7 separate regions of the Homo sapiens genome follow, and regions 1, 2, 3, 4, 6 and 7 are each linked to region 5. A link is a loop called in an ENCODE intact Hi-C map of the cell type or tissue named here. Cell type or tissue: endothelial cell of umbilical vein. All regions are shown on one strand.

Region 1 (4,000 bases), 490 kb after region 5:
CAGAAGAATCTCCTCCATCCCAATTGGGTACAATTGTGAAGGAAATGTGTTGGAGGAAGTCACCTTCTGTGAGCTGCTTATCCATCAAGTTGCACTCTGTGTGGGTGTGTATCCTTCCTATCTTGGCTGTCTTAGGTCTCCATATCCTAGGCAGTAGCCGGGTCAGTATTCCTTACCATGCACATTTGGGCAATAGAGGTACTGGACAATATAGGTAAATTCACAACCAATTCTTTCCCTGCATTTTCTCCAAATCTGTGGACCAAATCCTACTTACCCATGGCCCTACAAAGTTGTCTTTCCTATCAACACTAACACACCACACCTTGTTTCTCCTAACCTTCCCAGAATTCCTTGAAGGCTTTCTGATATTTGAGGCTTGACAAAATTTATTCATGCATTGATTAAGCAGCTAGGATTTATTAACCACTGTGAAACAGAAATTTTGCCAGGCAATGAAGATATTTAGTTGAGTAAGACAGTGCTTCTGTATTCAAGAAGTCTACCTGTGACCTATTTTAACTGTATGTTTCCCTGAATTTGGGGCATTCGAATGGTATGTACTAAATGTCTTATTGGATGGTTCATCCTGGAGGAGCGGCTAATGGAGGCTGGAGTCAAGCTAGGTGTCTGGGCTCATGTCTACCTTCTTCTGAGTATCAGAGGGCAGACTCTGATGTTCTCAGAGATAGATGTTCTCATAGTCTTCGGCTGGAGGAAATGCCCTTGTTCATGCCATCTGTTGACCTGTAGCTACCATGTAGACCTCTCTGAGGGCCTGTGGCTCATCAGGAGATCCGATGGACACCTGAATCTCAGAAAAACTGACCTATGGCACTGTTGTGATGCACAGGTATAGGCACATCTCAAAACATACCCGTAAATGTCCCAAGTTTGAATATTTTCAAAATTATAAGCTTGTATATAGCTTATATATTTGCATTGTAATCCATTTGTACAGTACCTAATTCAATGCGAGCAATTACTAATTTGGAAATTGTACTGATATAAATAATTCCTCTCTTTATTGCATGTAACACTGTGTCAGTGATATAAAAGCTATGTGTGTATATATATACATATATATAATATACAGATGTATTGAAATAACTTTTCTATTTGTAAACATAATGGAATTACTGTAGAATATCACCCTCAAGGGAAGGAAGAAATACATGTGAGCACTTTCAGGGTAGTTTGCCTGCATCTGAGCAGTTGTAGATACTTTGGTGGTATAACTGGTGATGAAGAAGAAGGAGGGAAGTTGCAGAGGAAAGAAGCTTGGAGATGTTTGGGATAGCTTTTTTAATTTTCACTGGAGTCGATTGTGCTAGGGCTTGGTTTTGAGGATCTGTGGGTAAATGCTGAGAGGGGTGGGTGCAGTTGCCTAGGCACAAATATCTGAATAGAGCAGATATGGATGAGTGGTTCAGGGGAGGAAATATTATCTGCCTTCTTTTCATTCTGCTTCATGCTAGGCAGGGCAATGATGATTGGTTTTCATTCAGCTTGTGCTCCAAGAGTACCTCAGAAAATGGGGAGCCATTTTTCCCCAGTTTTGGTTTTTAGAGGTTTATATCCCCAACTGGCTATGGTTGGCTGGCAGCCTTTAGCTTCAGTGTAGCCACACATGATTTCACGTCGTCTGTACATTCTTCGGCAGGAACCTGCTCCTTTTACTTCCAGTGGACACAGAGCACTTCAGCTATGGGCATCCATAACTACTTCCTCCTGGATCTGAGGCTTTCTTGGCTCTGAGAGCTTCCTGGGTTTGCTGACCTCACCCCTGTGAGGAGGAGGATTGGCCCGGCTGCTGAAAACATACGTGTAATTGAAGGAATTCTATTAAGAAAAAGGAAAAGAAAAAAAACACAAACAACAAACTCAACCAGATACATCTTCCATGGCCATTGTTCAATGCTGGGAATCTGTGGTTCGGTGCCATGGTAGGGAAGGAAGAGTGACTGTGAGAGGCATTTCCTCACTGAAGATTATAAAGAGCGGGTGAGGCTGGAAGTGGCCGAGCGGAAATGGAGAATAGTGTCTCCCTCCAAATAGGGTGATTCAGAGGGAGTTGATTTGAGGGAAATATGTGACAATGGGAGCCTAACAACTAGAAATCTTGAAACAAAATGAAACAACACACCATTATCAGCACCTAACCAGCCAGGAGCTTCCGTAGAATCCAAGGGTTCCACCCCTTACTACGCGGTAATTAGCCAGACCCATGGATCTTCCGCAGTGTTTCAGCATCCTCACTCAGTGATACATTCTAGTCAACATTCCTCAGGCTGGAAAACTTTTCTCATGTCTCACTTGAATCTCACCTGCTGCAGCTGAAGTTCATTTCTCCTTGCTTTGTTCCGGGGGACATGGAAAAGAACCGGTCGCCGTTTTCTCCTTAAGAATCCTGCGGACATGTGATGAGTTAAAAACACATTTTCCCCTGCCCACCCCTACTTAGCTGTTCAGAACTCTCTGAATTGGTAAATTCTGGAGAAACTCTGTTAAATCTTTATGCTCAGGGGAACAAGATCCAGTTACCAAGCAAAATTAAAGTGCAGCAACAACACCCCTGTTCTGGTTTGTCAAGGAAAACCCTTTGCCTGGACTCTCGATTTCCAAACAGAATGCAGCACAGTTTAAAGAGTATTTTGTTTTCCTTTTCTGGAACCCATTGTGTGTCACGTCAGAGACAATGAGCTGCTCATACAGCTGCAGTTGTCCAAGTATTAAACTTCCCATGCAAGTCCAGGTTAGCTTGGAAGATAGTAAAACCGCTGGGTGAAGTGTGTGTGTCCCCGTGTGTGTGTCTGAGTGTGCGTAGATAGGGGTGCCCGGGGCGGAGGGCTGACTATGCCGTTTTCCAGCTTGAAGCATTCATGGCCTCTTTCTTTCAGGCTCAGGAGGCTGTCCCCACAGCAACACTCACACACTGTGGAACTGAATAATCATTGGCAAGATCTAGGGGACAGTAAGCCAGATTGGGCGGGGAGAGCATTCCATTATTATAACACAATGCCATAATAGGATACAAAATTCTTTTCATATTAATTCTTATACAACAGGAATCTTAAATCTCGACTTTTACAGTGGAAGGGGAGGTAAAATGCAGCCAGCTCTTTGTTGTATTTTTGTAACTAAAGTTATCTGATGCACCTTGGGGGGCCGTGTGGGCCTTAGCTGCCTGTACTCTGCTCCCTCAGTGTCTAGAAAGGCTTTCGTTTCTCCCAAGGAGAAGCATGGAGCTCATTCACACCGCCAGGCTCGGCACCTTCTCTCAGAGTCCTTCCCTGTGTGTGGGTGCTGCTCTTGGGAAACCGTCCCTCCCAGAAGGCTGTGCTCATTCTTCTTGCCCCACGACCAGAGTGCCTTTGAGTGTGGAGACAGACTGTAACCAGGTCTCCTCTGAGGACTTGGGCTTGCAGCGCCTGCAAAGCTGATGGGGACCACACTGGTCTCTGAGTGACATCCAGCCCCCACCCACCCACCCCTGAGGTGATGGCGAGATGCTCACTGCCAGGGCTGTGGAGGACGGGAAGCCCTCCTTCCCGGGCCACTCTTCCTGAGCCTGGCAGAACCCAGCATGTCCCTTGTCCATGTTGTTGACAGGCCAACTCACAGACTGGGCATGGACACTGGGACCCAAAAGCCTGAATGCTATTTCTAACTTGGCTGTGTCCCTGGGCTTTGGTTTCCTACCACAGAGCCTGGGTGGAGAAGTCACTGGGCAGGGGCTCAGCTAGGCGGCTGACTTGGGGTGGATACTGGGAGACGTGGGGATTTCGCTTCATAAAAGTGTAGAAAATGAGTTTAGCAGTCTTTGTGACCTCATCCATCTAACTCCAATCTCTGACTTTGGCCATGGTAGGGATTAAAATATATTCAAATAAACCCCTACAAACTCTGTAGCATTTCAATATGTCTTTGATAGGAATTTAAACTCTTATCCTGAATTCATTCTTGTACTTATTCTTGGAGCATACATTTATTTAGAATA
Region 2 (4,000 bases), 650 kb after region 5:
CCTGCCTCAGCCTCCCAAGTAGCTGGAATTACAGGCATGCGCCACCACACCCAGCTAATTTTTGTATTTTTAGTAGAGACGTGGTTTCACCATGTTGGCCAGGATGGTCTCGATAACCTGACCTCGTGATCCACACACCTCGGTCTCCCAAAGTGCTGGGATTACAGGCATAAGCCACTGTGCCTGGCCAGGAGTGACAATTTCTAAAGAAAAATAAATTTAAATATCAAAGGTATTATTTCAAAGCAGTAAAATACTTTGGGTATGAAAAAAAATTTGCATATAGCAAACAAAAATTTAACACTTTGCAATTTGTACTCTTTTTTTTTAACTGTAAACACAAATTAAAACACTGCATAGTTACAACAAATGATAGAATTGAAGTAATTACGGTTCTGTTTCTTGTTTTTTTTTTTTTTTTTTGAGATGGAGTCTCGCTCCATTGCCCAGGCTGGAGTGCGGTGGCACAATCTTGGCTCACTGCAACCTCTGCCTTCCAGGTTCAAATTATTCTCCTGCCTCAGCCTCCCGAATAGCTGGGACCATAGGCACATGCCACCACACCTGGCTAATTTTTGTATTTTTGGTGGAGACAGGGTTTCACCATGTTGGCCAGGATGGTCTCGAACCCCTGACCTCAGGTGATCCGCCTCCCTGGGCTGCCCAAAGTGCTGGGATTACAGGCGTGCACCACCATGCCTGGCCGTTTCTTATTCTTTACATTCACTATCTGTTATGAACTAAATTGTGTCCCCACAACCCCTAAATTCATATGTTGGAACCCTAACCCCCAATACAACTGTATCTGGAGATGTGGCTTTAAAGGAAGTAGTTAAGGTTAAATGAGGTTATTAGAGTAGGGCCTTAATCTGGACTGGTGTCCTCATAAGAAAAAGAGACCCCAGAGCTCTCTCTCTTTCTGCATGTGCTCAGTAAACAAGGCCACGAGAAACATAGAGAGAAGGCGGCAGTCCGCAAGCTCAAGAGAGGGGCCTCAGCAGAAACCAACTCTGCTGGCACCTTGATCTTGGCCTTCCTGCCTCCAGAAAAGTGAGAAAATAAATTTCTGTTGTTTGAGCCACCTCATCTGTGATATATTTTCTTATGGCCTCCTGAGCAGACTAACACACCATCATTGTTATATCAATTTTTATTTTGAATCTAATATTTATGCACATGAGTACATAGTGCCATAGGAAACAGAGACACACAGGGCTACCAAATCTTGAACGATTCCAAACAGCTAGCCACAACCTCTGGAAAAAAAACATGCATACATGCATAGCCAAGTCTGTGAGGATCAGAGCCACTGGGAAACTGAAGTTCTCTGCATTCATTATAAGTAGAGTCACTCTTTTTATATGTAAAATCAACTCTTATATGTAAATTCAGCCGTTGTTCTAAATGTTATAGCATTGGTGAAAAAAATATTTCAGGAAGGAGTGTTTTATCACTGGCATTCTTTACGTTTTCTGGCACATGGTGACAGTGAAGAGCAGACAGACTGCTAGTCAATGTTATTGCTTTTCAATTCTCTGCATACCCACACTGTGCACCCCCTGATTGCCTGCACTCCACAGTGCTGCTTTTTTTTTGAGACGGAGTCTGGCTCTGTCACCCAGGCTGGCGTGCAGTGGCATGATCTTGGCTCACTGCAACCTCCACCTCCCGGGTTCAAGCCATTCTCCTTCCTCAGCCTCCCAAGTAGCTGGGATTACAGGCACTCGCCACCACGCCCCGCTAATTTTTGTATTTTTAGTAGAGATGGGGTTTCACCATGTTGGCCAGGCTGATCTCGAACTCCTGACCTCAGGTGATCTGCCCACCTTGGCCTCCCAAAGTGCTGTACAGTGCTGCCTTTGATGTGACTCTGCCTCTCCTTTTATCAGGGTTCTTCTAAGAAGCAGCCCATTTGCCTCATGAGACAATAGCCAAAGTCATCCCAAGGAACCCCTCTCACATAATAATTCAGGTACCATTATGCCTGAAAGAGGGGAACTGGCAACCTGCCACTGTCGAGGTCGAAGCGTGAACAAAACCTCCTAGAACTAAGATTTAAGAAGTGTTTCCTTCAGGGTACGGTGACCCTAGTTCACATGGGAGGAGAAACCACGAGTGTTAGAGAATACATTGAGCGTCCGTCTAGCTAAGAAGCATTTCTTAGACTTCCACTTTGTCAGCAAATGATAAACAGAAGTCTTTCCGAGTCTGTTTCCTGGTGGATCCTTGGATTCATGTTATTATAGCAGGATGTGCTGATAGCTGGGAGACCTGGATTCTACTATTGGCTCCATACTAATGTTCCTTGTGATTTAATGCGTCTCTGAGTTTTGCATGTCTAAGGTTATTTACAGCTTAAAAGATGCATTTATATTATGATTAGTCACCGGTGAGCTATGAAGTAGAAAGAAAGGAATTTGGGTTTTAGGAGCCACAGGGGAAGTCTGGTTGCTGAAATGAAGGGATGATAAGAAGCTGTAGCTCTTCTTTCTGAAGGAGCCCCACGCAGACCCATTGCTGGAAGCCTGAGCATTCATCTCTGCCTTAGCAAGTGTGCTTTCTAAGGGCTCCCTGGTTCCACATCACTTATTGGTTGAGTGCCAACTACCTCCTTGGTGTAGAACAGACTCTATTCCTCTGTCTCTTGACATATTTGTGACCGAGGGGAGCAGAAGAGTCACCTAAACACACCATTAAAATGATGTTTAAAAAGGAAAAGATTTGTCAATTTCAAAATATGTAATTCAAAGAAAAGGTGGGATTTGAAAAAACAAATCAACTGGACTTCTAAAGGAAACAATGCCTGGCACATGGATGAGCTCAGTAGATACTTGTTGATTGAAAGGTTCTCAGCACCTCAGAAGAAAGTAATGGCTCACTCTGTTTTAGTTGACTCTTTAAAAATACAAAATACATAAATATTTTACCATCATACTGGCAAACTCTATGACTAAAAATAAACAGAAGGAAGAGAAAGAAATGGGGCTGGTTGGGTAGTGGTGCCCATGGGTTGCAATGACAAAATTAGCATCAAGGAAGGAAGTCCAAGCATCCACATCTGCGGCCTAGAGCAGGCTGTCAAGATGTCTGGTAGGACAAAAGATCCTTCAACAAAGGTTAGGCCACAAATCAGAGCACAGAGCAGTGTGACGGGCCTCCTAGAGTGGCTTGTCACAGTGACATGTGGCAGAGGAACAGAAAAAAACCTGGAAACAGAGCCAGCGGAAGTGCTGGCCACAAATGTTTGCAGACCATTTGGCTTCTTTTCTCACCTCATCTTAAGCTCTTTTCCTTGCACAGGGAAGTGCAGTCGGCCCTCCATATCCGTGGGTTCCACATATGCAAATTCAGCCAACTGAGGATTGAAAATACAGTATTTGTGGGAAATGGAATCCATGGATATCGAGGGCTGACTTTTCATACCCATGGGTTTCACATGGCCAGATGCAGGAATTGAGCATCCATAGATTTCAGTATCGGGGTGAGGGAGGATCCTGGAACAAACCCCCTGCAGATGGCTGAGATGTCGTAGTAAATAAGGCTGACCATGTAGTAAATAAGGCTTCCTGGAATTGCAAGAACTAAAGATGGAAAATGTCATCCAGCATTCTGACCAGTGATCTAACCAGATTATCAGCATAAAAAGCCCATGGTCGAGAGAATGAGCATCTCTGGCCCAAACTTCTACACTTCTAAGAGTGGGAGGGTCCCCTTGAGTACACTGCATCCTTCTCAGGACAGTGGTATCCACACTTAGAGTGTGCTGCCCCATGAACTGTAATTATACCTAGACACCAGGTAATGGCTTGGCAGAGATGTTATGAATAGTTTAGACTGTAGATTGTTGGGTAGAATAGAAATGCTTTATGGTCCCTTCCCCAGCCTTATTCTATGATTATGAGATTGCTTTATATTCCCACATAGCATTCCCCCTTCCCACAGCTTTAATTGATGCTGGGATCAAGTAGGTATAAATTGATAAAGTTCAAGTGAGACATGG
Region 3 (4,000 bases), 900 kb after region 5:
GATCGATTTAAGAGACACACGTGACTGATGCCAGCATCTTTTGTTCTTGTCTCTGGATTAGCTCTATCACAGGTCAAACAGACTTAGAATAGAATTAGTAATCAGCATCATTGCTAATCTTACTGAAAGCACTTACCATACACCCTGCACTGTTTTAAGCTCTTTACATTGATTTATTTTATCCTTACAACTCTATAAAGCAGATACTAATGTCATTTCTATTTTACTGGTGAAAAAATTGGAGCATAAAGCTTTTAAATAGATTGCTCAAGGTCACGCAGTGTGACAGTTTACAGTAGCATGCAAATTTTTTGACACTCCTCTCTTCAAAAAGTGGAGTATAATTTTCCTTCTCCCTTGATTTGAACCAGACTTAGAGACTCAATTCTAATAAAAAGCATATGGTGGAAGTGAGGGCATATGCTTCTTAGGCTAGGATGTAAGACACTACTCCTTCTACCTGGCATTCTCATGGATTTCTCACTTTCAAGGAAGCCAGGCATCATGTGGTGAAGACTCTCAGGCAGCCTGTGTGGAGGCCCACAAGGGGAGGACCAAAACCAGACCAACGTGTCAGCCATGTGGATAAGCCACCCTGGCAGTGGCTCCCCTCCTGCCCCAGTCAAGCCTTCAGATGACAACAACCATGATAGCCCCTGAGGCAAAACTGCCCAACTATGCCACTTCTGAATCTCTGACTTAGAGAAACTGTGAAATAATATTGTTTTAAATAACTAAGTTTGAATAATTTGTTCTGTTTTCACAGATAACTAATACAGCTTCTAAGTGGCAAAGTCAAGATACCAATCCAGGGGGGTCTGAAGGCAGAATCTACACGTTACTGCTATATCCTCTCCTGATACTAAGGAGATTATCAATAAGCTCACATTCTGGCAATACATGTTCAGTAAATGTTTTATCTAAGCTGCAGCAAATTCTGATGTGTTTTTAGACACTTAGAAATCAATAATGCACATGAGCTACATAGTCCCTTCTTTCATTGGTTGTTATGAATTAATGCTGGTCAAGGCCTTTTGCCCTATGCTGCCTTTTCTAGGCTCTAGGCAGACACTACCTTTCCATTACACATTACTTCAGAGAAGCCTGTTACAATTATAATTAGTCAGATTATAGCATCCTTTAGGGTCCTTCCTGTCCTGAGAATACACCATAGTCACTTTACCCAAATTGGATATGTATTAAATCTATCAACCTCAAGTATTAACTATTTTTTATAAACTATTCCTTTTAGGCTGGGAGGAAAATATAAGTAACTCATCTCTTAGACAGGATAACTTCTGCACATAGTTATTTCCTATAATGTGTTGATTAGGACTGCTTAACTCTCAGAAGATTGACTCTTTGCTGCCACCTTGCTGATACCATGAATGTTAATGCCCATGGCACTGGGCTTTGCACAGAGTGGATATTCAGTAAATGGGTAGTTCTTGTTTCTCTCCCACATATGCAGTTAGGAGCACATTAGTCTTCCCAGAAACTGTTAGACTGCTGTCAGTAAGTAACCATTATTTGACATAACCCCACTGGCCGCAGCAAACATACATTCCCTACTACCCTTTTTTCAGTATCAAGGAAATGGAAATAACTACTCAGAGAGTTAGAAGGCACATGATGAGTAATTTCCTAGTCATTTAGAGTCAGACCAGATGGCCTTAAAGATACTCCAACCAAGAAGAGCTAACCTGACTCTGCGATTGCAACACTGGTGATCCCTCACCAGGAAAGATGCCAGTCTCTCTGCTGCCCCTCCTGTGTGTTCTTCACATGGCAGCCTTATTTCTGTTCTTAAAATCCAAAGCAAAGTTCAAGTTTTCCACCAAGTAATACAAACCTGGCCGGTTTCTTCTCCTGGCCTACCTCATCTTCCAACAACTCTCACATTTTTCAACCTAATAACATTAAACTTTATGTAGTTTCCCAAGTAGCTATCCTCTCCAGCTCCACACCCCCTTCTAACCTAGTTAACTCTTATTCTTACAGGAATCAGGTTATGGGTCAACTCACCTGGGGTATCTCTCTCCCATGCCACCTGACCTCTGCCCTCGTTCCTTGCTCTTCACTGCTGGAGTGGACACCCCCCTCTGTGCTCCAGGATGACTCTGAAAATAGCCCCACACACTGAATATGCTGTGTTGACACTATCTATTTGAATGCTTATCTCCCCTACTACATTATAAGGCCCTGCCAACAGTGGCAGGGTCATATTTAACCTTGCCTTCTCAGTGTCTGGCAAAAAGAAGGTGCTTAATAAATTAGATAATGTATGCAAAGTAGTTAGCCTAACACTTGATGTAGCAAGTGTTGTTGTTAATTTGGTGATGGAACCAATTGTTACTTCTCACCTATCTACAAGCCAAAAAGCTGTTTTGGTTTCTTCCTGGTAACAACTAAAGAGAGAAAAGCTGAATGAACAAAAAAGAAAGCAATAGAAAAGACACGTAGAAATCAATTAAGAATCTAAAGACACTAAAAATAAGCAATTAAATAAACAAAATCAAATGAGACTAATGAGAAAACTAAACAAAAGCAAGGGGAATTTGACAAACTTTCCTAGCAGCTAGATAGTCCCCACTACAAAAGCAGCTTCGACAGAAGTGGTAAATTCCCTATAACCTGAGTCACTAAAGACCAGACCAGACAAACCGCTTGAAAGAATACAGCAGTAGACATCAGGGTACTGGCTGAATTAGTGGGCTTTTTTCATCTTCAATTTCTCTGATTCATTCATAAAATATTTATAACAGGGCTGCAGAACATTTGTTACATCTTTTCCCATTTGTTCTCCTTCATTTTCCAAAGGAAAAGTGTACAGTATTAATATTTACTTAGTTAACGTTACCAGGCAAGGGGACTGTGCAAGATCAGAAGGGCTAATATCTAACAATAACAATGGAGAAGACAGAGACAGCTATTTTACTGGAAACTTTTTTGACAAAACCTGATTATTCTGATTAGGTCTATATTGGAAATAAAAAACTTAGGGCAGATTGCTTCTGGGTGTTTGTTGATTTATTCTTTGGATAAAATTGGTCAGAATAAACTTCCTTAAAATAACAACCACACATAGCACACAAGTTGTATCCTCTTGCTCCCCTTCTGCCTACTCCTCCTCCCTCCTCTGCCTCTTTTTTTTCACCTCAGAGTTCCTAGAAACAAAGCCAAACACTGGAAGGAAAGTGCTGATACTACTATTCTTTTGTAGTTGTTTTCTTTATCTTTTAAAATATAGTTACGTTTTTCCAGCTTTTTGCTGATCAGAAGTTTGCCTAAAACAAAACTTTCGACCGGGTGCAGTGGCTCACAGCTGTAATCCCAGCACTTTGGGAGACCAAGGCGGGTGGATCACCTGAGGTGGGGAGTTCGAGACCAGACTGACCAACATGGAGAAACCCCATCTCTATTAAAAATATGAAATTAGCCAGGCGTGGTGGCACATGCCTGTAATCCCAGCTACTTGGGAGGCTGAGGTAGGAGAATCACTTGAACCTGGGAGGCAGAGGTCGCAGTGAGCCGAGATCGCACCATTGCACTCCAGCCTAGGCAACAAGAGCAAAACTCCGTCTCAAAAAAAAAAAAAAAATTTCAGATGTATCTCTGAAAGATTATTTTAGGATATTTCCAGCTTTTACTGTAGCTGGATTCCAGATGCTTTAATTTGTTTCGGTATTGTATTAAAATGTAAAACTACATGAAAAAGAACTACATTATTAGGGCTTTGTGAGCCACTCAAGCAAGGTCACAGGATGTGAGGGGTGAATGGGAGCAGGGAGCCTTCTGTACAACCCCCCTCAGTTTTAGTGATGAGGAAACCAAAACCCAGGATGTATAGTAAGGTCAAAGGCTAGTGAAAGTCAAAGTCAGGACTGGATCCCAGATGTCCTCGTTCTTCATCTAGAACTTTTCCCATTATACCAAGTGGGTAGAGTGTGTGGAGAAAACTGAGCTGTTGTATACTTTTTCTTTTTCTCAAATCTAATCC
Region 4 (4,000 bases), 740 kb after region 5:
TTTCAACAGGTTTTTGTTTAAAAAACCCTAAATGAGAGGCAAAATTAGTTTTTCTCTGGTTTCAAAACAGGGACAATGTAGAGTTCAGGCAAAAAGCAATGCTATTGAATAGTTGCTCTTGCATTCATGGTGGGGTTGATCTTTGTCAGATCTATTAGAACTTGTACATTCATAAGGGATGTCCTCTTTATCACTGGGGACTCTGTTTGCATTTGAAGTGTAGATTTTTTTTGAAGTCATTCCTTGAAACTGCAGCTGAAAGATGCACACAGTTCTCTTGTATGTTTTCTAAAATGAAGCCTAATTCATTGTCAAATGTCAATCCCACCTGCCTGAATGTGAAATAAATATTTACATTTTTGTCATATTAGTTGTGGAATAAAGGATTCCTCAGCTTTGGTTGGCGGGTGGAGAAAGCTTGGTTTCTTCACTTTGGAAAGGTTAGAGTGATGAGGGAAAGGGAAGAAGAGCCCTGTAGGATGGCTGTGGCAGTGCCTTTGAAATCAAAGGTGGACACTCCACTGTGGACATCAGGGGCTGATATGGAGAAGAGGGGTGGTGAGGTGGCACAAGGAGGCCAGAGCCATATTCTGAAAGCAGCATCTTGAATACTGGTACCATCAGCTCCTACCACCTTGACAGTCCAAGGAATACTCACATTAATGCCCCAGAAATTAGAATTATAACTTACTTTATTACTTCACACAATTTCTTACACTTTATTTGTTTTGATTTTTGGCCTTGGCCAAAACTTTTGGGAAGCCTTGGTTTTAACAGTTTACATTATTCACCTATCTTCAGCAAATTACATTAAAAATATTGAAAAGTAGTGAATTTCTGCCTTCTGAAAGAGAAGGAAGATTTCCACTGTGTTGCTCTGAAAATGGAGGTGAAGCACAACACGCTTATCTGTCTGACACATGCCAAGCAGTGACAGGTGATGTTACCAGAAGGGTCAGATGTGTTTGCCTCGAAAGAGACAGGTCCCACAAGCAGCAGTATTTTGTGAAAGCTCATTTTCCCAGTCTCTAAATGCTAAATGGTCGAACACTTATATTCTAGGGAAAAAAAAAAGATAAATGCATGTGTAAGAATTTTTATGTCTGTGTCTTTTTATCTGTATCCAGGTTTGACGTTAGTCATTTGTTCTGATTCACACAGAAACTCTGGGGCAACTGTGGGATGCATTTAATGTGCTCGGCATCGAGTTTAATCTGGAATGCAGAATTTTTTTACGGTGCAATTTTGGACAGGTTCATCAGGCATGAGGTTTATGTATGAGAAAAGGGAACTGTGGCAATGCGAAAACAGAAATGAGTATGGCCACATGAGCATCCAGGGGATATGGCTGTCTTTCAGCAGTACCTAGAGAAATGAAGGCTTCAACTGAAAGAGCCTTGACAATTTCATTAGGGGAAAGTTGTCCTTACCATTATTATCATCATCATCACCATTATCAAACTGTTAGTGAGCTCCTGCAATGAAACCCTACCCCAGTCCAGGGACCTATGTGAAAGGTCTCTGTGAATTGGCTCAAGCTTCCTCTCAGGAATTCTCAGTGTGTCTGGCCCTTCCACTTCCTCCCTCACCCTCCACCAAGTTCCTTTCTCGCCCTAGCAAATGGCATAACACAGTACTGTCTTACAGACGTATAATGTGAGTCACAAAATATGCTATTTTAAATTTCTTTTAAAGAAATCAAATGAAAGAGGTGATATTAATTTTAATAATATATTTTACTTAAGCCAATATATTCAAAATGTCATGATTTCAAAATGTAATCAATATTTAAAATATTGAGATATTTTACATTCTTCTCTTTCACTCCAACCCTTGATAATATGTGATACAGTGTGTATTTTGCACTTAGAGCACAGCCCAGTTTGGACTGGACACATTTCAAATGTTCAATAACAGCACGTGGCTCGTGGCTACATATTGGGCAGCACAGATAGAACTGCTCCAAGCGCCATCCTCTGAATGACTCATACATTGTCTGTAGACGCTCCACCAACATTTACATTCCCAAGATTACTCCTCTGAGGTCTTGGGAGACCCATCAATTCCCCAATCAACTCCATGGCTCTGAGCTGCTGGACGGCTTAGCACCACCTTTCTCAGCTCCGCCTCTAGAGGGCAGCCCCGAAAGGCGTCTCTGTGAGCCCTCTAGTGACTGCTGTCAGAATGGACAGGACTTTACAAATAACTCCTATGGAACTTTAAAAACCAATCCCATTAAAGTACCATTACAGGATCACAGCTCTAAGGGATTCTTTTAGCCATTGCCTATAGTAGGACACCGGCCCATAAACTTGCCCTGCAGGCAGCCGTGATCCGTGGAGATCCCTTCAGAGGTACTGCAATAGAGAGTTCATCACCCCTTTATGCCATCAGCAGAATTCAGCTGTCTGGGAAGCTGCTAAGCAGTGTGCTTCTCTTCATTTGCCCCCATGGCCCTCAGGACATAGCCTGCTCAGAACCCATTTCACCCCTTTCTGCTGCCTCTGAGAGTCCCAACTTTGATCCAGCACCCATCTCTCCTCACAGAGGTCGTGGGCCCCAGAGGAACTGCCCAACCCCAGGACTGGGATGTCTTGGGACATCCCACCCTCCTTGACACTGATTGGTCAAGATGGCAGGACTGGCCCAATCAATGCATGGGCCTCGAGAATCTGGCTTAATTAGATGCTAGAGGAAGTTTGACGAGAGCTTCTGGGCAAGACATTTCCCTTCTCTTAAGAGTAAGTATGGGAAGCGACGGCTATTTTCTCTTCCTGTGGACATTACGGTATGTGGATGTGAAGTCAGAAACTACTGTAGCCACCCCTCCACAGGGGGAAGCTGCATGGGATGAAGCTGACACACAAATATGACAGCAGCCAGGGCAACTGTAGAAATAGAGTTGGAACCACGGGATTAAACTGACTCTGAAGTCCACCTTTTTGTATTTTCAGTTACATATTCAGTAAATTTCCTATTGTTTAAGCAGCCTGTGCAGTGGTCTGTGACTTGTAGTAGGACTCTCCCTAGTGGAAACAAACTTCAACACAAACCGAATTCCAGAAACTTCCCTGCATAATCTACAGCTCCTGATAGCAGGGGAGCAAGTGAAACTTCTTGGAATTATTTGTGTGCAAATGTATGTATTTATTTGGAGCAGGGGCTAATATCTGATACCCCTAAAGTTAGGATGGATGCGTTGGTTATATACCAAACTGGGCAGCCTAAGGCGAGTAAAACAGAGCATCTGTTCACTTGCTGCAGGATGGAGACACAGATTCCGTTTGATATTTAATGAGAAACATTCTAAAAATGGAGAAATCCTAGCACCCTACAGACTGAGTTTTCCATTAGAAATGGAGGAAATAGTAACATTGAAATACATCTTTGGGAACCTTTCTGTCAAAAGAACTTTCTCTGGCCCCCTTGATTCAGGGGATGTGACCAATTTTGTTCTGCTGCTGATGACAAAGATGATGGGACAAAGCCACAATCTACCTCGCAGTAGGCCAGTAGTCCTCCCAACTCCAGGGACACACGCTCCATCCTTTCTTCCCTGCCAGCTGCTTCAAAACCTCGCATGTGCAAGGAGAGGAGCTGGGTTCAGCACAGACTCACTTCTGTGACTTGCCAAGCAGTCTGGCCCTGACCTTGTGAGAATTGTCTCCTCTCCCCGGGATTCGTTTGGCTTAACAAAAGCTGGGCCCACTGCAGCTCCCTTTATTTCTTGATGGGTCCCTTTTTGCCTGTCCTAAGAGGATTGTTTTCTTTATTTCCTGTGATCTGCAAGGCCCTAGCTTTAACCTCCCTTTCTCACTGATCAGAGACCTCTCCTATTACATTTTGTAGGAGCATTTAAACCATTCAGTGCTAATTAATGCCAGTCTGCATAACCTCTCACCTCTCCATCTTGATCTTTTTTAATACCACTTTTAATTCAGACGAAGGCTCTCATCTTTGCCAATATTGCCTCTTTCTAAATATCAATTTAATTGAATCT
Region 5 (4,000 bases):
AAATTAGCTGGGTGTGATGGCAGGCGCCTATAGTCCCAGCTACTTGGGAGGCTGAGACAGGAGAATTGCTTGATCACGGGAGGTAAAGGTTGCAGTGAGCCAAGATCACGCCACTGTTCTCCAGCCTGGGCAAGAGAGAGACCCCGTCTCAAAAAAAAAAAAAAAAAAAAGGTAAAGTATTTATGTTACCTTAAGATATTATAAAAATGAAACTGCAGGGCACGGTGGCTCACGCCTGTAATCCCAGCACTTTGGGAGGCCGAGGCGGGAGGACTGCCTGAGCTCAGGAGTTCGAGACCAGCCTGGGCAACACGGTGAAACCCCATCTCTACTAAAGTACAAAAAATTAGTCAGGCGTAGCAGTGTGCGCCTGTAATCCCAGCTACTCAGGAGGCTGAGGCAAGACAATTGCTTGAACCTGGGAGGTGGAGGTTGCAGTGAGACGAGATCACGCCACTGCACTCCAGCCTGGGCGACAGAGCGAGACTGCATCTCAAAAAAAAAAAAAAGAAAGAAAAAGAAAAAAATTTTGGCTGGGCGAAGTGGCTCACCTCTGTAATCCCACCACTTTGGGAGGCCAAGGCAGGTGGATTACGAGGTCAGAAGTTCAAGACCAGCCCGGCCAACATGGTGAAACCCCATCTCTACTAAAAATACAAAAATTAGCTGGGTGTGGTGGCACGTGCCTGTGATCCCAGGTACTTGGGAGGCTGAGGCAGAATTGCTTGAACCTGGGAGGTAGAGGTTGCGGTGAGCCAAGGTCATGCCACTGCACTCCAGCCTGGGCTACAGAGCGAGACTCCATCTCAAAAAAATAAAAATAAAAATAAGACAAATGTTAAAGGCACATAAAAGGCTCTTTTTTTTTTTGACTTTTCTGAATTTTATTACCTTTTCTCTAAAAGTTAACTTTTTTGCAAATGGCTATTAATGTCATATACCAGTAGAGGGCGATAAAACATTACTTTTTAGTATTATCTTAAAACTACTTTTACCAGAGTGGAAAAAGAATTTTTGGATAACTTTTCTTTTGCCCCTTCACAAAAGAAAACGATCGAAGACACTAGCAAGATGGAGAAACATAGTTCAATGGGAAGATCAAAAGTAACAGACAGATTACCATGACCTAAATTTGCAGAAGGGAGAATCATCATCTGTGTAAAAACTATAGTGACAGCTCTGTTTAGATTGGTTTATGTCTCAGGGAGACCGCCTTTTGTGCTAGCTCTCTGACACTGCATAACAACTGTGGGCAATTACGTATGGAAATCCTTCAAGCTGAAACAAATTGCAAAACTTAAGTGCACTTAGTCTGTTGTACCTTTTGTGGATCTAGAATACGTAACTTTAAAAATCTAGATTGTAATAGCTTCTAGATAGATGACAGTTTGGGCGTGAACCATTTAGCCATCCACTTGTGGTATGGCAGGAGTATATGGTGAGGAGTGGCCAGCTAACATTCTCAGGGGTCGGGGTGCCATGTTTACGTGGGCAGGCTTGATTCCTGGAAGCCGAGCTCATTTACCAGAAGAGCAGCCAATACCATGAATAAATCTGGTCCTGAAAAAGTAAATGCTCTGTTTCTTGGATTATTTATTTATATCAGATGGAGGGGGACAAGAAAGCTTATGCCTTTCCCTGTGGCCATGCAGCGCATGTGAGAATGTGCACTATGGCCGGCGCGGTGGCTCACGCCTGTAATCCCAGCACTTTGGGAGGCCGAGGCAGGTGGATCACCTGAGGTCAGGGGTTTGAGACCAGCCTGGCCAACATGGTGAAACCACATCTCTACTAAAAATACAAAAAAAAAATTAGCCAGGCATGGTTGGGGGCGGGTGCCTGTAATCCCAGCTACTTGGGAGACTGAGGCAGGAGAATTGCTTGAACTCGGGAGATGGAGGTTGCAGTGAGCCCAGATCATGCCATTACACTCCAGCCTGGGCGACAAAAGTGAAACTCTGTCTCAAAAAAATGTAAAAAAAAAAAAAAAAGAGAGAGAGATAGAATGTGCACTGTATTTAGCCTAGCCTGTGGCATTTTGTTTTGCAAATTTTAGTAGTATGGAAGTAAACTATCAGCATAAGAAAAAAGAAAATTCCTATGGCTCTGAATATGTTAGGATTTCTATCAAACACAGGGCCCAGCCCAGCCAGTTCCCAGTGGGGTAGGCTCGGCCCTTGGTCCCTACCAACACATTGACTGCTCTCCCCACAAGGTGATTTCACTGCACTGGACACAAGATGAGATGGTTTAGATGCTGGCACTGGAGCAGCTGCAGTAATGTGAGCTGAAAGGAATGCAGTTGTATGTCGAGAGTGCCAATTTCCAAAGCAGGTTCTTGAAAGGCTGTTTCTCTTCGTATGGTGAGGGACCTGTGCTGTTATCAAGACTAGGAAGGAAGGAGATTCATTAAATGTCATCATCAGCCTGAACAGGTGGTTGGCAAAGGAACGGAAAGCACGGAGATGAAGTTTTAGAGATCGGGGTGATTGCTGGCAACTAACATTATCAACTGTGATTCCAAGAGGCCCCAACTGTGGGAGGCCTGGAGGAAGCCACAGAGGTTATCTGGAGGGCCAGAGCTTACAATCTGGTTGGACTGGATCCAGCTGAATCCATCTGAGGCCAGCTCCAGGAAAGGCAGGTCTGGTATCAAGATGTACAGCAGACCATGGTGGGTGGGGAGCTCAAATTGTACTTACGGGCAACTGGGTGTGGGGAGGAGGGTTGTATGGCTCTGCAAGCATAGACCAGATCCTATGGCTATCCCCACATGAGATAGCGGGAGGATATCCTATGGGAGTTAGCCATAGGATCTGGTCTAAGCTTAACTTGAATTTCAATAGGCTGCCTTTTCTTTTCAATGAGCCCTCCTCACGAATACTTTGCATCCAAAAACTTTCTCCTTCTAATGTTCTAAGGGCTGCCAGCTGCCTCGGGCAGGCTCTCCAGAAGCCTAGGGAAGAGATACAGGGGTCAGGGAAGCATGAGTTGGGACCTCTTTTTTCTCCTATTCTTACCTGTGTTCAGCCTGGTTTACTGAAAGCAAGAGGTAATGAGCCTTTGTGGATGGGTGTGGCTGAATCATTGTGCGTTACCGATACAAGATGATCTGGAAGAAGCCCCTGATGGAACCTAAGGCCCTGGTGGAGTTTCTTTGAATATCATCAGAGGGAACTTGAGACCCGAGATACAGAGGGGACTGCAAACAGGCCTGCAGTGCCTGGGGCTGATTCCACAGGCAAGCACCTGTATCATTATCTCAGGCGACCCCCACAGCAGGAAGATATTATTATGCCAAGTACTCAGATAATGAAACTGCCTGGAGGAATAAGGAGTAGAGCCTGAATTTGAATTTACCACTTTGTCCTGCTGAGTGGTTGGTGAGGGAGGGGTAATAAGCATTAGAGCTATTAACTAAGGAAGCAGCATGGATTACTGGTTAGAAGCAAAGCCGTGGCTCTAGCCTGCCTGGGTTTGTATCCCAGCTGTGCAAGTAACCAACCTCCCTGTGCCTCAATTTCCAATCACACCTGCCCAGTAGGGTCTTGTGAAGATTAAATGAGTTTATATAGAAAAGTGCTTAGAGGCTGGGTGCGGTAGCTCACGCCTATAATCTCAGCACTTTGGGAGGCCAAGGCTGGCAGATCACTTGAGGTCAGGAGTTTGAGACCAGCCCGGCCAACATGGTGAAACCCTGTCTCTACTAAAAATACAAAAGTTAGCTGGGCGTGGTGGCATGTGCCTGTAATCCCAGCTACTCGGGAGGCTGAGGCAGGAGAATTGCTTGAACCCGGGAGGTGGAGGTTGCAGTGAGTCGAGAGTCGAGATCGCGCCACTGCACTCCAGACTGGGCGACAGAGCAAGACTCCATCTCATTAATAAATAAATAAATAAATGAATAAATAAATAAATAAATAAATAAATAAGCTTAGAACAATACCTGGCACATAGTAAGTCAGTTTTCCTGTATGGTGCTGACTGTGCCGCTTTGTTAAAC
Region 6 (4,000 bases), 240 kb after region 5:
TAAGATCTATGGTAAGAACCAATCTTCTATTTGTGAAACGATAAAGATGGAAAAAGAAATTCAAGCTAGTTTTCGTGTCTCCCCTTGAACTGCAAAAATTACAGCCACAGTGCACGATAACTTTTATTACAGTATATTGTTCTATTTTATTGATATTGTTGTTAATCTCTTACTGCATGTAATTAATAAACTAAACTTTATAGATATGTATGTACAGGAAAAACATAGTATCTATAGGGTGTGGTACTAGCTGCAGTTTTAGGTATCCACTGGAGTTCTTGGAATGTATCCCTCTGGAAATTGATTGTTCCACAGTTCTGGAGGCTGGAAGTCCAGGATGAAGGTGTCGGCAGGGTTCCTTCCTTCCTTTCTTCTTTCCTTCCTTCCTTCCTTACTTCTTCCCTCCCTCGCTCCCTTACTTCTTCCCTCCCTCCCTCCCTTCTTTCTCCCTTTTTCTTTCTTTCTTTTTCTTTCTTTCTTTCTTTCTTTCTCTTTCTTTCTTTCTTTCCTTTCTTTCTTCCTTTCTTTCTTTCTCTCTTTCTTTTCTTTCTTTCTCTCTCTTTTTCTTTCTCTCTTTCTCCTTTCTTTCTTTCTTTCTTTCTTTCTTTCTTTCTTTCTTTCTTTCTTTCTTTCTTTCTGTCTTCTTCTTCTTTCTCTTTCTTGACGGAGTCTCACTTCATCAAGTCACTCTGTCACTCAGTTGCCCAGGCTGGAGGGCAGTGGCATGATTTTGGCTCCCTGCAACCTCTTTCTCCTGGGTTCAACTGATTCTCCTGCCTCAGCCTCCCAAGTAGCTGGGATTACAGGTATGCACCACCACACCTGACTAATTTTTGTATTTTTAGTAGAGACGGGGTTCCACCATGTGGGCCAGGCTGCTCTTGAACTCCTGACCTCAAGTGCTTCACCCACCTCAGCCTCCCAAAGTGCTAGGATTACAGGCATGAGCCACCACACCCTGCCAGGGTTGGTTTCTTCTAAGGGCTGTGAGGAAGAATCGGTTCCATGCCTCTTTCCCAGCTCCTGGGGATTTGCTGCAATTTTTGGCATTTCTTGGCTTGTAGATCTCTGCCCTCATCTTCACAGGATGTTCTCCCTGTGTTTCCAAATTTCCCTTTTTTATAAGGACACTGGTCATATTGGACTAGGTCCTACCCTAATGATTTCCTCTGTAAAGATCTTATCTCCAAATAAGATCACATTCTGAGGTACTGGGAGATAGTACTCCATCCAGCATATGTTTTTGGCGGGGACACACTTCAACCCATAACGTCACCACTCATGAATGCCCTGGAATGTCTGTGTTACATGTGCTCACAAAAGTTTGTTTGGTTTTTCTCTTCTCTTCCATTATGTAGAATACCCTAAGGTATTTGAATTACCCACTGTTCCTCTTAGATCATTCCCTCCCAGCTGATGGAGGAACTTGGGAAAAGCTGCCAACCAACTCAATATTTTGCCTCCCTTAACTGGGAGATCACATTACTATGGGCAAAGTGCTCTTCATGCAAATCTCCATGGGTTTGAGGAAGAGGTCTGTGAATTCCAAATATTCAAGAGGGCACTGGGCAAGTGGCCCTACCTTTTTTCTTTCTTTCTTTCTTTCTTTCTTTCTTTCTTTCTTTCTTTCTTTCTTTCTTTCTTTCTTTCTTTCTTTCTCTTTTTTTTTTTTTCTGAGACGGAGTTTTGTTCTGTCACCCAGGCTGGAGTGCAGTGGCGTGATCTTGGCTCACTGCAACCTCAGTTTCTGGGTTCAAGTGATTCTCCTGCTTAAGCCTCCCCAGTAGCTGGGATTACAGGCACCCACCACCATGCCCGGCTAATTTTTTATTTTATTTTTAGTAGAGACGGGGTTTCACCATGATGGCCAGGCTGGTCTCAAACTCCTGACCTCAGGTGATCCACCAGCCTTGGCCTCCCAAGTGGCCCTGCCTTTTTAAAATAAAAATATAAATATAGGCTTTATTTCCTCTTTGGAACGCTCTAATCAAAACAAACTGGGCCACGCATGGTCACAATAACAGGTGGCTCGGGAGGTCCCTTGTGGCTTGCTGGCTGCAGACCTGGCCTCGTAGAGCCCGGGAGGGAGTGACATTGGCCCCTCATGCAGCGGGGCAGCCAAGCGTGCCTGCAGCTGGCCGAGGCCAGCTCTTGACTCACAGAATGACTAACAACGGGGAAGCGTAGACAATGGCGAGAACAATGTGGGAGAGTTGTTGCTGGAAGGAAGTGAGACTTGTCAGGGCTTCCCCCCAGCTGCTCACAAGGTAGTGCTTGGTGAAGCATGCCTTTCTCCTCAAAGTCTAAACAGGATCAGTGAAAACGTAACCAGCCCTCATGAGCCTGTAATCTGGGATTACAGGTGTGAGCCACTGCACATGGCCTGCCCCACAGCTTCTATGATGAGCCCCTCACCCCGTTTATACCACTTAAGTCTTCTCCTGGCCAGAGGTGATGCCCACACTGGGCCAGGCTGGGTCCAAGTGTGGAGTCAGGTCATCTTTCCCGGAGGGATTTACACAGAAGAGCAGGGGTCACACCCAGGGACACTGGGATGGGACGTCTGGCCCAGAAGTGGCTTCTGAACTCAATGCCCCGTGGTCTCTGTCACTTGAAGTTCTGCAACTCTAAATCTCTATTTTTATATATTTCATTGATTAAAGGCAAGAAACACTTAACTTTTGTTGAGTTTGAATAGAAGTAACTGCCCTTATATTTAACAGTGAGTAAATGTACAACGTTCCTTTTGAAATGAGGTCTTCTCCATCCCACTCGATTTCCCATATGGGAGTGTTGAAGGAATCTAGAATTCACTGTCTTCACAGTCCCCTTCACCTTGCTCAGAATCTATGTTGAAATTTTTAAAGTCCATTTTCTGTGCTGATTAAACTTTCACATGTTAGCCTTTGAGGCAGATATGGCATTTTGGTAATGTGGTATACAGATTACTGAATAATTACATAAGCTCTGGACAGCCACATTTCCTAACATGCATGTGCCTCTTCTCACGGGGCCCAGGACAATACTTCCAACTAAACAATTCCAAGAAGTTTTATTCAAATAACACTCTCTCTGAAGAATTTCTCCTGTTTAATGGGAGCTAGGGGATATAATTAACTTGAACACTTGATTTGGAATAAGACAGTAGAGATTTTAGAAATTGAGGGATTTGAAATATCAAACTCACTCCTAGGATTTAGACCCAGACAAGAAAAAGCTTAAAAATAAAAACAACATTACAATTATTAAATTTATAGTCCAAATTTAGATATGTGTAATGAATAGTCACTTTTTTTCTTCTTATCTGGAGGCTGAACAATCCCGAGCTGGGATTTTTTTTTTCTTTAATATGAAAGAAAAGAAAAATTAGTGTCTGGGAATGAAGGGTACTTATGACCTTTCTCCAGCCTCCTGGAGTGATGTTTGGGGACCTTTGCTGAAGTAAGTAGAGTTATTCATGTTGAAGACAGCTCGAGAATGAAGCACACAATTACACGGGGAGAAGAGATAAGAGAAAAGAGATCCATTTATTATTAGAGTCAACCTTTAGAGAGTTGTTGTGCTTTTTGAATGAACTTATCAGTGACAAAAAGTTAAAGTGTAGAAGCAGAAGGCATTTATTCAGATGGTATCTTTCACATCGTGAAATAATGTTATAAAACACAGAGGGCTTGGGCCTGGGAATTTCTGAGCCTGTGTCAAGGTTTAATTATTGGATTTTTATCAAAAATCTGCTTTTTTCCTGATGGTTTCAGGCTTCAACTAATGAGAGATTATTTAAACGTGCTCTCACTGAGGGTGCCAAAAGCAAAATTTTCAGCTGGTTCTAAAACCATCTTTGAACGTGAACATGGTCCTACGGCAGCTACTTGGTTTGAAGTCCCTCCTTTCCAAGTGACAGCATTCACACAGCATTTACTGTGGACAGTTCCCTCTGCTTGGGGTACATCTATGCAAATGTGTGAGACTCCCTGGGCTGTGCCACCTTCCATAAACAGTC
Region 7 (4,000 bases), 370 kb after region 5:
CAACAATAAAATCTACCTCGTAAAGCTATTTTAAAAATGAAATGCAATGGTGTACGTAAAGCTGTCAGCACAGTGCCTGGTGAACGTGCATCTACGTCTAGCTTTCTTATCAGTTGTTCCACGTCAGAAGGATGGCTGCCTGTCTGTAGCCTGTCCATTCAGTGGAGATGCTGGGAGCCTCCTCCAGGTGTCCGCCTCTATCTTGAAAAGGATGAGGGCTCATTGTCTGCGCTCTGCTAAGGTCTCTTTCCCAGTCCCAGATGCAGTGTGCAGCTCCCTGTTGATCTCCAGGATGTCAAGGCTGTATTTGCTGCATGGAGAGCCTCTGGCAGAGCCCAGCTGCTGGCAGCACACCTACAGGAAACAGCGTAGCAGGACTGGGTGACACCTCAGGGGAAACCCAGCTTCATGACTCTTTGCGGGAAGCTCAGCCTCCTTTTTTTTTTTCTGCTTTTTTTTCTGCAGGCAGGAATCTGCTTTCTGCAGGCAGGATGGAGCTCCTGGAACACTATATGCTACTTCTGAGATTTCTTCTTTGTTTTTGAACGTCACCACCATGTCTCTAGTGTGATGTAATAAGAAGGGATCACCCGGCGGAGGAAAAGGATTCCTCATTTTCTAAACCAGATACTATGTTTCTTTCTCTTTTGCTTTCTGCTCTCTACTTCCTTCCAGTTGAGACTGTGGCTGTCTTTTTTCCCCCTCCCATTAGAGAGTTCAGTGGGCTTTTCCCCACTGGAATCAGATAGAGACTCTGGGATGGAGCTGGGGGATTTGCTGATAGTCTGGTGAACCTGAGAGGAAAACGAAGCTCAGGTCACACAGCAAGTAACAGAGTGGCCAGTCCAGGACTCAAAACTCAGGCCTCCTGACTCCTGGCCCAGTGCTCTTTTCAAAGCGTCCTTCCATAAACGATGAGGATTTTAGTAATCCATCCATCTCCCTGCAGCCTCCCTGAATGTTACAAATATTAATATACTCATCTGATACACCTTGCACACCTCCTGTGAGGCAGATCCTTTCTAGGCACTGGGGACTTATCAGCAAAACAGAAATAAATCCCTGCTCTTAAGGGGCTTATGGTTGAGTGATGGGAGACAGATAATAACCACAATAAACAAATAAATGATAGATTTTCCACAATGTCTCTCCAGGGAACATTTTCTCAACAGAATGGTTCTTGATTTTTTAAAGCCCAAACTCCATAAAATGTATATGCCTTTCTATACAATGTTTTTGAGTCAATGATTATATAGAAAAACGTGTATATTTATGACCACCTAGCTCAGTACAACATTTCAACAAAACGATTTGCCGAAATAGTCTTGAGTTCCATTCTAAATACTGTACATTTTCTTGAAAGGCATGTTGAGTGTCAGCATGGGGTGTGTGTCTTGGTGGTTGTTAGAACTAAGAGGGGAGCCACTGCAGGTCATCAAGCAACTCTTTGTTACAAACATGAATTTTTTGGTGACCAGGAAGCCATGCTTGAGGCATTTTACATTCTAACATGAGAGTTCATTATTTATATACAGATAGATAGGTGTTTTGCTGTATATTAGTTACATTTAAAAATTTGATTGAGAGTCTTGGGTGGTGGATGTGAAACATTGTAGCTTTTCCCAGGTAAAGTCATAGGAAAGACTCTGAGTTAGAGTTTTTGTGCAGAAGACTGATTTTCAAGAATCTCTTCTTGATGTTAAGTATGTGGTTGGAAGGTGAGAGGTGTTGGAAAATACTAGACCTGAATTTGTTCAGAGTCTCATAGCAATGCCTGGTTGAGACTCTGGTCTCAGCCTTAGTGTCCCCATGGGTGACAGGTCCCGTTTGTGGGGGGAGCTAGCACAGGAAATGACCAAAGAGTCAGATCCATTTAGGTGGACACCCTGGCTATGAACTTGTCCTTCCCTTGGCTCAGTAATGATGACCATGACCACTTGCAAAATAACTTCAGCAGGAAATGCAAAGTGATTCTCTCATTGAGTTCAATGTGAATCACTTGCCAGGAGAGGTGGCTCAATTCCATGAGCGTTTTCTTTTTTTTTGAATGGTAACTGTGGAATGGTAGGAAGCGTCCCACAAAGGATTTCCTTTGGTCATTGTTTTTTTTTTTTTTTTTTTTTTTTTTTGCTGAGGAAAAATATGTTATTGGGGAGGGATAAGAATCTCCCTCCCTTTGTGAGTTCTGTGATTCAGAGTTTAAAAGGCCAGTGACAGGATCTGGGTCACAGCGTTGGTTTCCTTCTTATGTGAGACCTTGTGCTTCATACGTCTGTCCCTTTAAATATTGGGACTGGAGCTCCATATTCTGTCTCATGTTTATACTTGGTCACATGGTGAAAGGTGGATTCCTTGAAGCTAGACTCTGTACTAAGGGAAATACCATGCATTGGAATAACCCAATCCTGCATTTTAACTTGTAGAGTTAAAAGGTCACTTCTTCCTACATCCTTCCTAAGCAGAAGAACCCCCGCTCCCCGCCCACTCCTAGTGACAGCTGAGTGAGGCCGGTGTGCTCCCAGCCTATCTGATCCTGTGTGGGTATATTTGCCAGGGTTTTCCAGAGACAGAACCAATGGCATGTGTGTATGTATAGAAAGAGATTTATTTTGAAGAACTGACTCACAGGATTACGGAGGCCGGCAAGTCCAAAGTCTGCAGGATGAAGGCCCAGAAGCAGCCAATGCTGCGGTTCAAGTCTGCAGGCCGTCTGCTGACAGAGTTCCTTTTTGCTCATCAGTCCTTTGTTTTATTCAGGCCTGCAAATGATTAGATGAGGCCCTCCCACATTAGAGAGGGTGATGTGCTTTACTCAAAGTCCACCAATTTAAATGTAAGTCTCATCCAAAAATCCCCCCACAGAAACATCCAGTATAATGTTAACAAGATAGTTGGGCCCCACAGCCCAACCAAACTGACATAAAATTAGCCATCAAGGTGGGGTTCAGCAACTAAAATATTATATGTACTAATGTTCAGCAACTAAACCACACACACACACACACACACACACACACACACACACACACACACGAATTAGACTCTCCCTCTGTGGAAGGAAAGGAAGGGCAGGCCTTGAGTGAGGACAGCCTCTTCTCGCTCCTTTCTGCCTAGGATGGGCAAGGGCTATGGCACCTGGGCTATGGCTGATTAAGAGCAGCCTTGGCTACAGAGACTTTAAAAGCTGGTGTTAGCCAGTTGCAGCCCGCCTGCAGCCCTAGATTTGTGTAGGGAAGAAAGGCAAATAGCAGATGTATGTGTATGAAGAGTGCACACACACACACACACACACACACACGTGGGAGGCAGAGTAACAGAATGGTTGGTGGTGTACAGAGTATATGGGGTATGGAGCCGCTCTGCCTGGTTGGAATGCCAGCTTATGCTAGACTTGCTGTGTAACTGTGGGCAAGCTACTTAACCTCTCTCTGCTCAGTTCCCTCATCAAATTAGGGAGGGAATTCATACATCCTAGGCTGTGAGGATTAAATGAGGTAGTAGCTGTAAAGTGCCTATAAGATCGCCTGACACATAAGTCCTGGACGATATCAGTTCTCGTTATTATCCTTATCATGTACACAATGCTCATCAACTGTCTATGTTCACATATTACACATGGTTATTGGTAAGCAAACACAACCTATACTTCTGGCAAATACACATACAGTGGGAATTTTATGCCAAAATCTTTCTAATGTATGCTTGCAGGGGCCATGCTGGATATTGCTTCATAAAAAGATATTTTTTGGTACTTTATTAACAAAATTCCATTGGATAGAATCCAGGTCATATTCACTCTAAATTAAATTAATGTTTTCTTTTCTTTTTTTTTTTTTTTTTTTTAAAACAGTGTTACAGCAAGATGCCCGCATGGCATTGGAGTAAATATAGCATTTTGGGCTTGTGAGGATCATTTGCAGCCAGACAGCCTTTCTGCTGGGGAGGGGAGAGTGCAGGAGGTCCCACCCTTGGTTGTCGCACACTCGGTGAGCATGTCGCT

Evidence for each region. Peaks named below come from ENCODE experiments on the same cell type or tissue, not always from the same donor. Only the 100,000 strongest peaks of a DNase experiment are listed, where the experiment ranks them.
Region 1: a loop joins it to region 5, with 8 times the contacts of the local background. A loop is called at or near these places in 6 of 110 quality-filtered maps.
Region 2: a loop joins it to region 5, with 9 times the contacts of the local background. A loop is called at or near these places in 2 of 110 quality-filtered maps.
Region 3: it touches region 5 in a loop (4-fold over the local background); 54 of 110 quality-filtered maps call a loop at or near these places.
Region 4: it touches region 5 in a loop (6-fold over the local background); 74 of 110 quality-filtered maps call a loop at or near these places.
Region 6: it touches region 5 in a loop (8-fold over the local background); 2 of 110 quality-filtered maps call a loop at or near these places.
Region 7: it touches region 5 in a loop (8-fold over the local background); 3 of 110 quality-filtered maps call a loop at or near these places.

Annotation. Positions count from the first base shown.
Region 1 is chr13:40,192,359-40,196,358 of GRCh38, reverse strand. The region is part of intron 1 of LOC124903162; the gene reads left to right. It overlaps LINC00548 (long intergenic non-protein coding RNA 548), which reads left to right. Exons shown (of 6, transcript NR_033877.1): 6 at 1-1,850. Among named protein-coding and RNA genes, the nearest start is that of LINC00332, 13 kb to the right of the region's middle. In endothelial cell of umbilical vein, no CTCF peak of the experiment used is centred here; DNase peaks (open chromatin) are centred at 1,948 and 2,588; H3K27ac peaks cover 2,690 bases.
Region 2 is chr13:40,029,597-40,033,596 of GRCh38, reverse strand. No RefSeq gene overlaps it. Among named protein-coding and RNA genes, the nearest start is that of LINC00332, 150 kb to the left of the region's middle. In endothelial cell of umbilical vein, no CTCF peak of the experiment used is centred here; a DNase peak (open chromatin) is centred at 2,346; H3K27ac peaks cover 1,944 bases.
Region 3 is chr13:39,775,372-39,779,371 of GRCh38, reverse strand. It overlaps a transcript of COG6 not described here. Among named protein-coding and RNA genes, the nearest start is that of MIR4305, 110 kb to the right of the region's middle. In endothelial cell of umbilical vein, a CTCF peak has its summit at 1,795; DNase peaks (open chromatin) are centred at 1,541 and 2,731; H3K27ac peaks cover 3,795 bases.
Region 4 is chr13:39,941,114-39,945,113 of GRCh38, reverse strand. No RefSeq gene overlaps it. Among named protein-coding and RNA genes, the nearest start is that of LINC00332, 240 kb to the left of the region's middle. In endothelial cell of umbilical vein, a CTCF peak has its summit at 2,130 (motif pointing right); a DNase peak (open chromatin) is centred at 2,123.
Region 5 is chr13:40,680,119-40,684,118 of GRCh38, reverse strand. No RefSeq gene overlaps it. Among named protein-coding and RNA genes, the nearest start is that of FOXO1, 15 kb to the right of the region's middle. RefSeq lists enhancers at 1,916-2,680, 2,681-3,445, 3,446-4,000. In endothelial cell of umbilical vein, a CTCF peak has its summit at 916 (motif pointing right); DNase peaks (open chromatin) are centred at 1,108 and 2,488; H3K27ac peaks cover 2,237 bases.
Region 6 is chr13:40,443,879-40,447,878 of GRCh38, reverse strand. The region is part of intron 6 of LINC00598 (long intergenic non-protein coding RNA 598); the gene reads left to right. Among named protein-coding and RNA genes, the nearest start is that of LINC00598, 35 kb to the left of the region's middle. RefSeq lists enhancers at 1,614-2,219, 2,029-2,328. In endothelial cell of umbilical vein, no CTCF peak of the experiment used is centred here; a DNase peak (open chromatin) is centred at 2,178; H3K27ac peaks cover 2,090 bases.
Region 7 is chr13:40,311,998-40,315,997 of GRCh38, reverse strand. No RefSeq gene overlaps it. Among named protein-coding and RNA genes, the nearest start is that of LINC00548, 93 kb to the right of the region's middle. In endothelial cell of umbilical vein, no CTCF peak of the experiment used is centred here; DNase peaks (open chromatin) are centred at 2,177 and 2,327; H3K27ac peaks cover 2,089 bases.